Regions from separate parts of the Homo sapiens genome. Here region 2 is linked to region 1. Evidence: chromatin contacts called from ENCODE Hi-C or POLR2A ChIA-PET data. All regions are on one chromosome and are shown on one strand. Each heading gives the region's core, a stretch centred on a gene start or an enhancer-like site at or near the end of the contact. The rest is flanking DNA. Distances are from core to core; before and after follow the strand shown.

Region 1 (7,656 bases), core at 1,516-4,015:
GCTGTGTTCCAATAAAACTTTACTTATAAACATTGAAATTTGAATTTCATACAGTTTTCATGTGTCCTGATGTATTACTCTCTCTTTTTTCTTTTTTGAGACGGAGTCTTGCTCTGTTGCCCAGGCTGGAGTGCAGTGGCGCAATCTCAGCTTACTGCAACCTCTGCCTCCTGAGTTCAAGTGATTCTCCTGCCTCAGCCTCCTGAATAGCTGGAATGACAGGCACACACCACCACACCTAGCTAATTTTTGTATTTTTAGTAGAGACAGGGTTTTGCCATGTTGGCCAGGCTGGTCTGGAACTACTGACCTCAGGTGATCCACCCGCCTCGGCCTCCCAAAGTGCTAGGATTACAGGCGTGGGCCACAATGCCTGGCCAATATATTACTCTTCTTTCAACTTTTTTAAGAACATTAAAGCCATTCTTAGCTCTCAGACCAAGCAGAAACCAGTGGTGAGGGACCAGATTTAGCTTTGCAGCCTGTAGTCTGCCTGCTGTTGGCCTAGGGCATGAACACGTATGCTGAGAAAGAAGATGGTTGACAAGGAGGCTGGACAACTGGGTCCATGGGCCAGGCCAGGGACACTTCTGGGGCTGCTATGCAGGCTTGTCACTCTAGCTGCTTCTTCTCTAGCCATTCAGATCACCCTCTTCAGTCTACACCCTCCTGAAGAAGAAGCTCAGGACCCATGAGTGGGCTTAAGTGCTTGGAAATGATGACATGTCTAGTCTTGCCTTCCAAAATTTAGCCTTGGACTGCCTTGATGCAGCCGCTCCTGACGCTTCTAGGGGCAGCTGTCCTGCCCCTATCCCCTGTGAAAAGCAGATTATGAAAGCCCACTCATCCCACCCCACACAACCCAGGACCCAGAGGCCAGGGAGAGAATAGGCTGGCTGCAGCCGCTGACTCATGCCCTGGCATGAAGGCATGAACTTGTTCGAGAGGGATCTTAAAAGATACAGTAGGAAGCTGCAGTTACAAGTGGGCTCTGTGGCTGGGTGTGGTAGCTCACACCTGTAATCTCAGCACTTTGGGAGGCCGAGGCAGGTGGATCACTTGAGGTCAGGAGTTCAAGACCAGCCTGGCCAATATGGTGAAAACCTATCTTTACTAAAAATACAAAAACCAGCAAGGTGTGGAGGCATGTGCCTGTAGTCCCAGCTACTCGGGAGACTGAGGCAGGAGAATTGCTTGAACCCGGGAGGTGGAGGTTGCAGTGAGCCGAGATTGTGCCACTGCACTCCAGCCTGGGGAACAGAGTGAGACTCTATCTCAAAAAAAAAAAAAAAAAAAAGTGAACTCTGTGACTGGAAGGTTGAGTAGATTCAGGGACCAGGGTAGTTGTAGGAGGCCAGATGTCAGTTGAAGTTGGGGGAATGGAGATTGGTGGAAGAGATAACAGTGGGTATCCTGGAGACAGAGATTGACCGACTGACTGGCTGAAAGAGAGACAGACACAGCAGGTGAATCCCAGACCTGCCTTGTTTCTGGCCCTTCCTGAGGCTTGACTAGGGGGTCTTCACTGTAACTTCATAGCCCCCTTCCCCTATACCTGGGGTAATCTGGGTAATCCCAATGCTTCTCCAATACGTTCTATCAAACCAGAAGCTGTGGAGCAGGTAATTTCTTTCTATTTATTTATTTTTGGATTGGTATAAATTTATGGGATACAAGTATAATTTTGTTACATGCACAGAATTCGTAGTGGTGATGTCAGGCTTTCAGGGTATCCATCACCCAAATAACATACATTGTACCCATTAAGTGAATTCTCATCATCCATCCCCACATCCCCTTCTCTGCGTCCACTATCATTCATACTCACACCCATATGTATACATTATTTAGTTCCCACTTATGAGTGAGAACATGAGTATTTGTCTTTCTGTGTCTGACTTTTTTCACCTAACAACCTCCAGTTCCATCCATGCTGCTGCAGAAGACACAATTTCATTCATTTTTGTGTCTGAACACGATTCCATTGGGTATACAGATCATATTTTATTTATCCAATCATCTGTTGATGGAGACGTAGGTTGATTCCATGTCTTGGAGGACGTCATTTCCGCTGTTGGCGGAACTCATCCTGAGCTTCTGATCTTACTCTCCAAGGGAACTCTGCACTTCATGTTGGGGACTTTTTGCTGTCTTGGTGTCTGCAGGTTGGAATCTTGCTTCAGCCACAAAATTTCAGTTGGGTGGTCTGGGTCTCACTTCCCTCACCTCTTAAATGGCTGTCCTGCATCATGCACCATTTACTATGACAATGTTGACCTTTATCTGAGCCCTGTGCCTCCAGAAGGCAGCGACGATAAAGTTCTCCAACCTCTTTAAGTTCCAAGGAAAGAGCTAAGCCACAAAGGACCACCTTAAGCTCGCATCCCAAGGAAATACGGATCTCCATCCTTTCTTACTATTCCCTAAGATTCGCTGATGACTCCATTGTTTACCTGCCTCTCTAAAACCCCAGTCCCCTTTGAGATGCTCCTCATTAATGAACGTTCTCCCTATTGCAATGGCCTGAATGAAATCTTAACTGTCTGGGGCTTTTGGCGTTCACAATGACCATAATTGTGCTATTGTAAGCGTCAATCGGGGGCGCAGCCGGAGTCCCAGGTCCCAGTCCTGGCTTCCCCATGTCAGGCTTCCCCTTCGGGCCGGTTTCAGGTCTCAATTGGGAGCTCCCTAAGGGCCCCTGGCTTAGAATATGTGTGAGTGGCAACCCAGTCCCTCAACCCCTGCGCGGGGAGCCGGGGCAGAGCGAACTGCTGTAACTTTCGCACGCCGCCACCAGAGGGCGGCGGCTCCGCGGAGGAGGGCCCCAGCCTCTGCGCCGGCTCGCGCCCGCAGTGCCTTTAAAACGTGCGTTGGAAGTAGACGCCACGCAGCCTGCTTTCCAGAGTCCCGGCGTTTCCCCTCTTCCACCGCTGCACTCCAGGGGCCTCCCTTACGCGTCCGCACGCGGCGAGTCCTTCCACTATGCAGGGCGCGCCGCAGGACTCTTGAGTGGGCGGGAAGGCTGGAAAGCCAGCCTGGAGCTTCTGGTCTCTAGTGCTGTGCAGGGCACAAGGTCCCTGCCCCTCCCGCGGCCGCTGGCCTCTCTTCTCCTTAAGCCAGGTCGAAGGATTCCTGAGGCAGCGGGAAATGGGGAGGAGGGACAGGAGTCCCAAGACCACTGTCTTGGGTGCGGGATTTAACCAGTCACACCCGTCAGCCCCTTGGAACGTCACAGTGTTCCCTTAAAGTGGGCAAGACAAGAACTGTTGCCCCGTCTGAAAGTGGGCAAACGGGCTCCCAAAGAAAAAAGTTGATTAGGAGAGCTAGTAAATGGCAGAATTAGGACAGGAACTCAGTTCTCCTAGGCCCAGACTTGGAGCTCTTGGGGTGGGGCAGCACAGAGATGGCTGTCTGCCTGGCGTAAGTAAACTGGTCCCTTCAGCAGAAACGGGCGCTGCACATCCTCTTCCCGCAGGACGGCGACCCCTGGACATCAAAATGCAGCCACTTTTGGACTCAAATTGTAGAGTTCTTTTTTGTTGTTGTTGTTATTTATGTATGTATTTATTTATTGACACGGAGTCTCGCTCTGTCACCCAGGCTGGAGTGCAGTGGCGCGATCTTGTGTCACTGCAACCTCCACCTCCCGGGTTCAAGCAATTCTCTTGCCTCAGCCTCCCGAGTAGCTGGGACTACAGGCGCCCGCCACCACGCCTGGCTAACTTTTGTATTTTTAGTCGAGACGGGGTTTCACCATGTTGATCAGGCTGGTCTCGGACTCCTGACCTCGTGATCCACCCGCTTCGGCCTCCCAAAGTGCTGGGATTACAGGCGTGAGCCACCGCACCCGGCCCAAATTGTAGAGTTCTATGTACAGCCACGTTTCCATGATCTTTTTTTGTTGTTTTTGTTTTGTTTTTGTTTGAGACACAGTCTCACTCTGTTGCTCAGGCTGGAGTGCAGTGATGCGATCTTGGCTCACCGCAACGTCCGCCTCCCAGGTTCAAGTGATTCTCTTGCCTCAGCCTCCTGAGTAGCTGGGATTACAGGCGCACACCACCACGCCTGGCTAATTTTTGTATTTTTAGTAGAGAGGAGGTTTCACCATGTTGGCCAGGCTGCTCTCGAACTCCCAGCCTCAAGCGATCCACCACCTCGGCCTTCCAAAGTGCTGGGATTACAGGTGTGAGCCACTGCGCCCGGCGTGTTTGCTTTTTAAAGTGCATATGTCTACATACACATTTTAGAGGCAAATAGAAATACAAAAGCCAAACTGTCCACAGTGGCTGTCTGTGGCAGTTGGAGTAGCAGTAATGGAAATTGCATTTTCTCTGTATTGTCCAAAATATTCACTACTAGCATATATAAATCAGAAAGAGGAGCAATGATTCAGGACTTCTGTTTGACAAAATGATAATAATAATAATTCCTCTTTAAATAATTGGAAAATACAGGCTGGATGCAGTGGCTCATGCCTGTAATCCTAGCACTTTCGGAGGCCGAGGTGGGAGGATCCCTTGAGCCCGGGAGTTTGAAACCAGCCTGGGCAACATGTCAAAACTCCATCTCTACAAAATAAAAAATAAAAATAAATAAAAATGGGAAAATAAAGAGAATGAAGAAAATAAAATTCATCAGTACCCCCTGCCAAATATTGGTATTTTTCTTTCTGGTTGGTTTCTTTCTCTACAAAATGTGAATAACGGTATTAACTGTACAGGAATGTTGTGAGGATTGAGTGAGAGAACGTATATAATAGTTAACATTCCAGAAGTGTTAGCTATTTTTATATGTAACAAAATCAGCACCAGACTGTATCTACTGTTTCTGTGCTGCCGTCTTCACAGCCAACATTGCTTCATGAACAGTTTCCCATTCAATTATGCTTTTTAAAATTGTATTTTTAGTGATAGTACAGTATTTTATTACATTTAAGTACAATTTATTTAAGTTATCCCCTATTGTTAAGCCTTTAGATTGTTTCCAATTTTTGCTGTTAAAATAACAGAGAGATTAACATCTTTAAACATCTACCTTTGTCAGCATTTCTGATTATTTCCTTAGATGAATTTTTTAGAGGTAGGATTACTGGGACAAAGGGTGCAAATATTTTTCAGGCTTTTGACTCAGGTTACCAAATTGCTTCCCAGAAAGATCTTGCCAATTTACATTCCCACCTGCAGTGCGTGAGAATGTCTGCCCCACAGCACACAAAGGAGGGATTTTATTTTGGGATGGGTGAGATTTGAGTCTGTTGCTGAACCGAGGAAAATGAGCCCCCCAAGCCCCATAGCGAGGTAGAGTTTAAACTTCGGGACAGAGAGGGGATGTCAAAACAGGCAAAGTCCATGGGAGAAAGGGAGGGGATTTGGAGCAGGTTTACAGAGATTGTCTTGGATTTAAGAAGGGACACCTTGTGTTTGGAGACTGATGGAAAGAGGTATGATTGGGTGTAGACAGAATCATTGTAAGGAGGTAGGTGGATTCAAGAGGCTAGTCCCTAGTGGCTACCTTTTCTCAGTCAAGTAGGAGGTTGGGTCATCTATCCAAAGGTAATAGGTGAGCCTGAGAAGGGGACTTGAGGAGAGAGGTGCGACCCTTTAACTTGAGGACAATAAAAGAGTTGACTGTCCAGTTGAGGGTGATGACTTTGAGTTTGTCATGGCACCATTCTGCAGAGCTGTGGGTACTTTCTCTACAGCACGCAGTCACCTGGGGAAAGAAAAAGTCATACATATTAATTTAAACCAAATCTTTCAAAATGTGGTCAACAGTAGAAAACTATTTTTGGGGAGCTGGAGGGATTCATGGTAATGAAAAACTTGTGGGTTTCTGGAGTTGTACCGAACTTTCAAGGATCAGTTAATTTCTATCTTATATAAGTTGTTCCAGAAAGTTAGAAAAGACCAAAGTTGCCCAGATCATTTTATGAAACCAATATAATCTTGATTCCAAAATCAGTAAGGACAAAGCAATAAATAAATGTATTAAGTTCATTTCACCTATGAATGCATGTATAAAAATCCTGGCCAGACACGGTGGCTTACACCTATAATCCCAGCACTCTGGGAGGCCAAGGCAGGCAGATCACTTGAGGTCGGGAGTTCAAGACCAGCCTGGCCAACATGGTGAAACCCCGTCTCTACTAAAAATACAAAAAATTAGCTGGGCATGGTGGCATGCACCTGTAATATTAGCTACTTAGGAGGCTGAGGCAGGAGAAACGCTTGAGCCTGGGAGGCAGAGGTTGTAGTGAGCCGAGATTGCTCCATTGCACTCCAGCCTGGGCAACAGAGCGAGACTCTGTTAAAAAAAAAAAAAGAATCTTAAATAAAATAGCAACTAATCTAGTTATATGTTTTTTGAAAGTAGGTTTATCCCAGGAATTCCAGCTCAACATTGAAAATCACCCCACTTTAATAAAGGACAAAAATCACATGAAAAAAATCACATGAGTATCTCAAATGGTGAAGAAAAAGCAGCATATTGATAAAGTTTTTCACCTATTTTTTATTTATGAATAACTCAGCATATGACTTCCTTGAACTTATGAAAATGAAAAAAAAAAAAAACTTAGCAAACTGGAAATAGGAAAGGTGTGTTTAATTTGATAAAGGTTATATAGGGCCAGGTGCAGTGGCTAACACTTGTAGTCCCAGCACTGTGGGAGGCCAAGGCAGGAGGATTGCTTGAGCCCAGGAGTTCGAGACTAGCTTGGACAACATAGTGAGACCCCATTTCTACCAAAAATACAATAATTAGCCAGGGGTGGTGGCACATGCCTATAGTCCTAACTACTTGGGAGGCTGAGGTGGGAGGATGGCTTGAGCCTCAGAGGTCGAGGCTGCAGTGAGCCATGATTACACCACTTCACTCCAGCCTGGGAGACACAGCACGACCCTGTCTCAGAAAAAACTGGTTATATAGCAAAAACTTAAAGCAAACACTACACTTAATGAAGAAACTAGGAGCATTCACTTTAACATCTGGAACAAAATAAGGCATCCAACTGTACTGCTATCATTTACTATATAATAATAGAAGTTCCAGACAAAGCTATGAATGAAGAAAAATGTAAGACATACAGGATGAGAAGAAATAAAATTGTCACTATGTGAAGATATTTTCATTTGTCTTGAAAAGCAAAGAGAATCAGCATAGACTTTTAAAATTAAGATAATTCAGTCATTTAGTAGATAGAAGATTGACCAAAAATAAATCCTTAACATTTGTCTTCACCACAAACAACATCTATTCACAACAGCAACGACAAAGTATAAAAAAATCTAGTAATGTACTTAATTAAAAATATCTATGGAGAAAACATGAAAATGCTAATTAAGGATGTAGAAAATAACCTGACTAAATGGAGAGAAATTTTATGTTCTTGGATGAAATGATTGAATATTATATAGGAATCAGATCTTTATGAGTTAATCTATAAGTTCAATGGAATCCCAATAAAAATTCTAGCTCTATTTTCCAGGAACTTGATAAACTCACTCTCAAATTTGTGTGGACAAACAGGACTAAGTCAACCTTAAAAAAATAAAGAGCTAGAATTTGTCCTACCAGATATTAAGCACACTACAAAGCTATGTCAAACCAAACCAAATCAAACAACATTGTTTTGGCACCAAAACAGACCAATAGACC
Region 2 (7,656 bases), core at 1,946-4,445, 440 kb after region 1:
TGGACTCTGCAGAGACAATCACTATTAATAGTTTTTTGAGTAGCTTCCCAGAATGTTTCTGTGCACATATGTATTATTTCTCCTTTTCAGTTTTTAAAATGCAAATGAACTTCTACCTTTGCAACGCTATTCTGTATCTTATCTTTTTCATGTAATATATCTTAGGCATTTTCCATTTCTATATGTATAGGTTTTTAAAACAACTTCATAGCAATTAATTCTGTTGATGGATTGAAAATGTATTTAACTAGATTTTATTGATGGACTTTTAGATTTTCAGTTTTTGATATTTCAAATAATGCTGCAGTCAACATCCTTAAGTACCATACTTAAAGGACAAATTCATTCCTAGTACTGGAACTTGGTTTAGTGACTACTTAAAATCTTGACAGAAGTTATCAAATTGCCTTCCATCTCTCTACATCTTTATTGACATCAGATCTAATCATTTAATTTTTGCAAAGTTGTGATTAATGAAAAATAGCATTTCATGGTTTGATTTGTATGCCTTTATTATGAGTAACATTGAACACTTTCATATATTTATTGACTATTGGTGTTTGCTTTGGGGTTGTGTGTGTTTTTTTTCTACTTGTTAGAAGTTCCTTAGAAGTTTGAGGACATTTTCTCTGTCATGTAATAGTTGTAGCTTATTTACTTTAAATATGGTACTTTTGTATCCAAAGTTTACATTTTTCTATAGTCAAATTTATCACAATTTAAAAAAATGGATTCTGAGTTTTAGATCCTGCTTGTAAGGCTGTCTCTATTCCAAGTCATACTTTTTTTTTTTTTCCCCCATGATCTATTTGAAAAAGACACTTTTATGGCTTCCCTTCCCTTCTTTCTCCTTCTCTTCTTTGGTTTAAAATGTTGATTTTCCTATAATTTGTTTGGTTTTTGTTTGTTTGTTTTTTGAGACAGGGTTTCATTCTGTCACCCAGGCTGGAGTGCAGTGGTGCCATCATGGCTTACTGTCGCCTTGATCTTCCGGGCTCAAGTGATCCTCTCACCTCAGCCTCCCAAGTAGCTGGGACTACAGGTATGTGCCACCATGCCCAGCTAATTCTTTTTATTTTGGTATTTTTTGTAGAGATGGGGTTTTGCCATGATGCCTAGGCTGGTCTTGAACTCCTGGGTTCAAGCAGTCCTCCCACCTCAGCCTCTCAAAGTGTTGGGATTACAGATGTGAGCCACCACACCTGGCCTTGGACTAGTATTTCTTCATTTGTCTTTTTTAAGTGGGGAGGTGGGAGTGGCTAACTTTTTTCATTATTACGTGTTTATTTTTCCAGATGAAGTTTGGTGTAATTTTATCATGTTAAGAGATTATTTCGTTTAGCATTGAATTAATAGATTTAGGGACATCTGTACAGTTCTGCACTTCTGAGCTTTTTTTTTTTTTTTTTTTTTATCCAAAAGAAAGCTATGTCTGGTTAGGTAAATCATACACCTGTATCCAGAGTTTTGTTTTGTTTTTTTTTTTAGGTTTTTCTTTTTAATGAAGGTCTTACAACTATTTTCCTTTTATTACCACTACGTACTTCTAAATATTAATGTTTTTACAAAAGCACTGTAATGGTTTTTTTTGTTTTTAAAGAAATAAATTTTCAGTTACTTCTTTTGGATGTCCCAGATACACTAATCGTTTGCAAGTAACAATAATATGGCATTCTCATTTCCAGCCTTCACATCTCAGGAGAGTATTAAAGGGTGGTATTGGAGCACACCCTCAGGACATGTTTGTTTTCAAATTTAGATTCTCTGTGGCCATTCCAGCCTCTATAGAGATCTGAAAAAAACATTTAGTGCCACCCTCTCATTTTATAGTTCAGGACACAAGCCCAGAAAGGCCACACAAGGACTATGTGTGTCGTAACTGAGAGTAGGCTCTGGGTCTCTTGACCCACTGAACAGTGCTCTTTCACTGTGAGATGCCAGTACTAGGGAAGCTCACCTTCAGATCTCTGCTAGGTCACTCCCTGGCTGCAATAACCTAGTGAGACTGCGGAAATCATCCAGACAGGTTTTAAAACATTTTTTTCTTTGTTTCAAGTAATGTCTGCTGTATATGACAGATCACCAAAGAAAATACTGGCAGTAGTGTATTCCTTCAGATACTTGACCTAGAAAATTTCAGTATGAGAGAGGCAAATTTTAGGTGGTTCACAAAACCTTAGCTTGTTGGCAAGTTTAGACAAAATTATATTTTCTAATTTGCCTGTGCTTTAGAAATTTGGTGTGCTCAGTCCATCAGAGGGGCGGACTGGGGTTTTGCTTTTGCCTTAATCAATGGCAAGATACTCTTGCATGTTGGCGCTTATTGAACACCTACTGTATTTCAGGCACTGCACCACAGATATGCATACAAAAATAAGAGAGACCAGTGTGGGCAACAAAGTGAGACCCCCTCTCTGCACAAAATTAAAAAAAAAATTAGCTGGGCATGGTGGTGCATGTCTGTAGTCCCAGCTACTCAAGAGGCTGAGGTGGGAGGATCACTGAAGTCCAGGAGGTCGAGGCTGCAGGGAGCTGTGATTGTGCCGCTGCACTCTAGCCTGGGTGACAGAGCAAGACCCTGTCTCAAAAATAAAAATAAGAAAGATGGACTCTGTCCTTGATAAGCTTGTTCTCCATTTAGATGCATCTATTTGAAATTTGATTTTCTGTATTTCCTCTAATTTTCCAAATAAAAAAATTTTTTGACTCTGACTTGGGCCACCTTCTGAAAACATTTCAGACACATCACTAAGTTGTTGCACATCTTTTTTAATGCAGGGCCAGGGAGATAATCCAGGAGTTTGAGACCAGCCTGGGCAACATGGCGAGACCCTGTCTCTACAAAAAATACTAAAATTAGCTGAGTGTGGTGTGTGCCTGTAGTCCCAGCTACTTGGGAAACTGAGGTGGGATTGCTTGAGCCCGGGAGGCAGAGGCTGCCGTGAGCTGTGATGGTGCCGCTGCACTCTAGCCTGGGCAACAGAGTGAGACACTGTCTCAAAACAAACCATGCAAAGCTGATTAGAAAGGGTAAGTCCCTCAAGGATAGTGCCCATCCTTTAAAAATAACTTTCTGCTTGTACTCTACTTTGGACCTGGTAAGTTTGCTAGGTACGGCTTAGCATACATCTTATTGAAAAGTTTTAGTGTCCAGGTGCAAGGCTTACAATTCCCTCCTCATGCTAAATCAGCAAGGCTCCGTTCCTGTTTCAGTTTCAGTTTTGGAACATGCTGTCCTATTTTAGCATGATGTTGAAACTAATAGAATAGACAGTGACACAAAAGCACTGTGCAGATTTTAACGTGGCCAGTTAGGCCTGGCTGTCCTTTGAGAAGAACCTAGTTGATGTTAATATTAACATAAAGATAGTAGGGGAGTTTTTTTTTTTTTTAAATTATAAGAAGGAGTGCAGGATAAAAGGCTGGAACCACATTAGCCGAAGGTAAAAGCAAAGACTGGTGTGGTGTTGAATAAAAACAGGGGACCATTCATACTAATGGCTGTATTTAAGTCACCCAAGGCACATTTGGGTGGTGAGGAGACTGCTTCGTGGTGGTGAGGCATGGGTGCAGTGAGTTGTTATGCCAGGAAAGGAGCACGATTAAGCCAGCGGTCTCCATTAGAGGCTGCTTGGCATCCTGGGATTGAAGCCAGGGGACTGACTCAAGTCTAATGTCTTATTCTCAGACAGTATTGATGCTAAAACCTTTTGAATACTGACGGAGGTAGGAATTTATCTTGTGAAGACCTCTAGGGATGGAAAGGTCCACACTGTCTCCTAGAAGCTCTTCCACATGTCCCTAGGCAGAGCTATTCCATAGTGTCTCCATTGTGTTTGCATTAGCACTTTGCCCTTTCCACCTAGATACCTGTCATGTCAAGAAACCATCACCTTCCTTAACAAAAGTAAAACCCAGAAACTCCACTGGGGTTTTTGCTGATTTTCTTTGCTGGCTGCCATCAAGATAGTCCCCAGCACAGTTGAAGGGCATCTAAAGACAGGCCTGACAGTTTAAGAAACTGACATTGAAGATTAGAGAATAGCAGAATATTATAGCTATTATGTAATATTAAATCCAGATGGCTGTTCTACAAGTTTAATGTGCTTAGAATTACCTCACAGAGCTTGGATCCATGAAGTCTGAGGAGGAACTTAGGAGTCTGTGGTCTGACTGAGGCAGTCCTGGGACCACTCTTTGAGAAGCGCAGCGCTGCAGAGATCATCTGCTTTATGAGGCACAGTGGGCTTGGGCACAACCCCCTCTTTCTTCATCTTACAGCCTGGATATTCACTTACCTGTTGATTGCAACTCTCAGCCATTAGAGTCATCTGGGGAAGTTGGAAACAAACTTGGCCCCTCTCCCAACCAATGAAATTGGGATCCATAGTGGGTAGGGCCCTTGCAGTGGTCACTTTTAAAGCTCCCGTGGTTCAAAGGTGCAGCCAGGATTGAGAAACACTGCGTTAGCATAGACTTTGCTCCCTATAAGATGCATCTTTGTTTGCTCTACCAGGCACTCTTAAGGCTCATCTTGGGTATTTATACTTCAGGGTAAATAGATTCAGAAAGGGAAACTTGATAACAAATTGAGAGGCTAAGGGCCTTGATACAACTCTCAGTTTGTCCACCTTTTGACCACTTAGTTGGTCTTGGTGTAGGTCTGGGGAAGGGTGTGAAGGACTGTGGAGTTCTGGAATAAGGGCTGCTTGCCTCTGACCGAGAGTCCAGAGGTTGCAATTCAGTGACCTCTGGGCTGCATCTGACCAGCAGGTACATTCTGTTTGGCCTGCAGTGTGGTCACAGGTGGCAGTTTTTAAAAATATGAATGCCAGCCTCTAAAAATCAGATATCCATAAGAGCATTCTCAGATCTGATGATATTTGATGGACGACTTGGTGCTAAGTCAATGAAAACTTATGAGTGTGGGTTCATTAATTCTCATTTAGCCAGGTTACCCCATTCATAAGAGTGATGACGGAAATGGAATATGATTTAGCAACATTTCCTTCTGATTCTATTAGAAGGCAATGGGTTTTGATACTCAAATTTTAGTTTCACCATTTTCACCTTTTGCTCCACATCAAGCCCTTCTAAGGCTGGGCTCGAATAACAGAATCTGGCTTGGGAAATAGCAGTCCTGGGTTTAGTTTTGGTTTTGCTGTGGGAGCCTAGGGCTCTTCCTGGTTCTGAGTGTCCTCATTTATGCAAAAACAAGATCAAATTATTTCCAAGGTTCTACTTACTGGGAATCCAAGACATGAATGGCACAAGAACAGAATGGAGACGCCTTGGCTGATGTCAGAGTGTAAGACGGTTAACAATGAAACCGGCCTGGAGAAGTCTGGGAGGCGTGAGAGGGAAGAGCTGGAACCAAGGGCAGAAGCTACAGTGAAACATTTAGGTCCTAACCGTCCACACTGGCCATAGATGGAAGGGTGATCTTGGGAGAGGGAGCGCTCCACCACTGGAGACGTCACACGGAGGCCAGGCAGCCACTAGGAGGGCATGTTGTGGGCAGCAAATGGTGGATGAGTCCCTTCTGACATGTAGAGGTAGGGGGGAGGAAGCAAGGAACTCCCTCATTCTACTTCCTCTCCTTCAAAGGGGAGTATGGCTCACTGTGATATGCTCTGCCCACAGAATGGGATGTCAGTGCTTGGTTGTTTTTAAACACTGTATTTTTAATTTTTCAAAAATACGACAGTAAAGGTCGTACTATGCACAGGGGGACTGATGCCTTTCATGTGTCCCCCTTGCATTTCTACCTCAAAACAAGACTAAGGCATAAATTACTCCACTGGGCGCCAGGCACGCCCCTTGTCCTTGGGGCATTATCACTGGTCATACCACTTGTCCTGGGGGCCGGCAGATGAGATATTTGCCACCAAGGCTGCACAGGCTCCGGGAGTCCTTGCACGTGCTTTATTCAGTGCATTCCAGAGGGGACCCCTCAACAGCGCTGGCCAAGCCCTTCCCTGTGCACTGGCGGGCATGAGGGAAGGATGGGAGGCAGTGTGTGTGTGTGTGTGTGTGTGTGTGTGTGTGTGTGTGTGTGTGTGTGTGTGTGTGTGTAGGGAGGGGGTGATACAGGGAGGGGAGGCTCCCTACCCCTACCCCTGCTGCCCAGCTGCAGCCAGGCCGGTGCGTCCATGTCTAGGGGCAGGCTGCAGCAAGAAGACGTGGGAATGCACAGCCCCAGGGATTGTGTCATCCACATGCTTCCCATGAGGTACCTGGGAACAAAAGTGACCCGGGAGGGTTGGCAGCTGAGAGCAAGGGGCTGCAGCTGGTGGGGGAATGTGTGAGTTGCGGTCAATGTGAATGCACGTGGGTGCAGAGCCCGGCTACCTCTCATCTCAGGACAGCGTCCAGTATCCTGGTCCCACTTGCCTGGCCATCAGTCTCCACATCTCAGAGTCTTTCTTCATCCCTGGCTTGCAGCTGTCACCATCAAGCCCTTGCTCTTGGGTTCATTCTTCGGGAGCCCCAGGGGCCTATCTATGGGGAAGGGAGTGGGTGTGACTTGGGAGCCAATGGAGGGGTGGGATGGGTGAGAGAAAAGGGCAGAATTCAGATCTGTTTTGTCTTGGATCCTTCTGGAACTAGAGGCCTGGAGTGTGCAGATTGGGTTCGTATTTACAGTCTTCCTCCCTGGGTTTCTCTGGAGGATGGGGATGATTACGAATTCCTAGCACCTTAGTAGCTGGGGCAGCAAATGCCCTCCACAGAGCCTGAGGGAGGCCTTGGCATGGGCCTGGGTGTGTGTAGGGGTGTCCCTTTAAATCCCTAGGGGTCTGTGTTAAAGGTGTCCCAGTCTCCCAGTAGGGCAGTTCCACTTAAAACCAGCTTGAGTTCCATTCTGGAGGGAGCAGGCGCCATTGCTCGGGAGATGAGGTCAAGTGCAAAGCCAGCTGGCTTCCTCTCCGCTCCAGCTCGGTGGGGCCACAGGCCTGGGTCTCAACACTACCTGGACTGGTGTCCTGGCCCCCATCAACTCAAAGTCTCCTCTGGAGCCTCACTCCAGCACTTTGGGGGTGGGGTCCAGACCAGGCTCCCTCCTGCGCCTGGCACTTCTAAAGAAGCCGAGCTGTGAGGAGGCAAAGGGAGACGTCTCAGAGGAGGACAGGGTGGGCAAGGCCTGCCCCAGCTTTCCCTCCACTACCTTTCCTTGGGATTCCTCCCTCAGGGCTTCCTTGAGTACCCCCAGCTCATTCTGAGCACCCCCTCCTCCAGAACTGCCTCTGTGGACTGGAACACAGTGGATGAGACCATGGGCTGCATGCAAGAAGTCATACTAGTGCCCATCTTGCTGTGTGACCAGCCCCAGCCAACATCCCTCTCTGGGCCTCCTTCATCTGTAACAGGAGGAGGCTGAGACCAGGGGTTTGTAACCAGAGCTTCAGAGACAGAGATGGACTTCGGGAGGTTTGTTAACAGCTTGACATTGTGGGAGAAATTTTGTGCAGTTGTTTGTACTTGCTTTTTTTTTTTTTCTCTAATAATAGGAACCTTAGTTTTCATCAGGTTCTCAAAGGCATCCACAAACAGGTTAGAGCCATAGTCTGAGTGCCGTCTGTTGGCCCTAACCAGTGTGTCTGCTATGGCGAGGGGTGGGGTGCCAGCTCCCCTGGAGAGGAGAACGTGGCAGCGGCC

The links. Hi-C counts contacts between places; a loop is a spot of excess contacts on that map. ChIA-PET counts read pairs that join two places held with the same protein, here RNA polymerase II (POLR2A). Pooled maps may share reads with other maps.
Region 2: a map with no recorded cell type shows a loop between it and region 1 (5-fold over the local background). The contact joins two enhancer-like sites. A Hi-C loop is called at or near these places in 4 of 37 single-sample maps with no recorded cell type and 8 of 50 pooled maps. POLR2A ChIA-PET finds 5 or more read pairs at or near these places in 2 of 52 experiments (MCF 10A and Panc1).

Annotation. Positions count from the first base shown.
Region 1 is chr15:67,860,791-67,868,446 of GRCh38, forward strand. No RefSeq gene overlaps it. Among named protein-coding and RNA genes, the nearest start is that of RNU6-1, 25 kb to the left of the region's middle. RefSeq lists an enhancer at 1,927-2,016. Within about 2 kb of position 2,766, at least 13 of the 41 ENCODE cell types and tissues checked have a DNase peak (open chromatin) inside an H3K27ac peak, as active enhancers do.
Region 2 is chr15:68,296,041-68,303,696 of GRCh38, forward strand. ITGA11 (integrin subunit alpha 11) reads right to left here. Exons shown (of 30, transcript NM_001004439.2): 30 at 492-7,090. The coding sequence ends at 7,019. Among named protein-coding and RNA genes, the nearest start is that of FEM1B, 22 kb to the left of the region's middle. Within about 2 kb of position 3,196, at least 14 of the 41 ENCODE cell types and tissues checked have a DNase peak (open chromatin) inside an H3K27ac peak, as active enhancers do.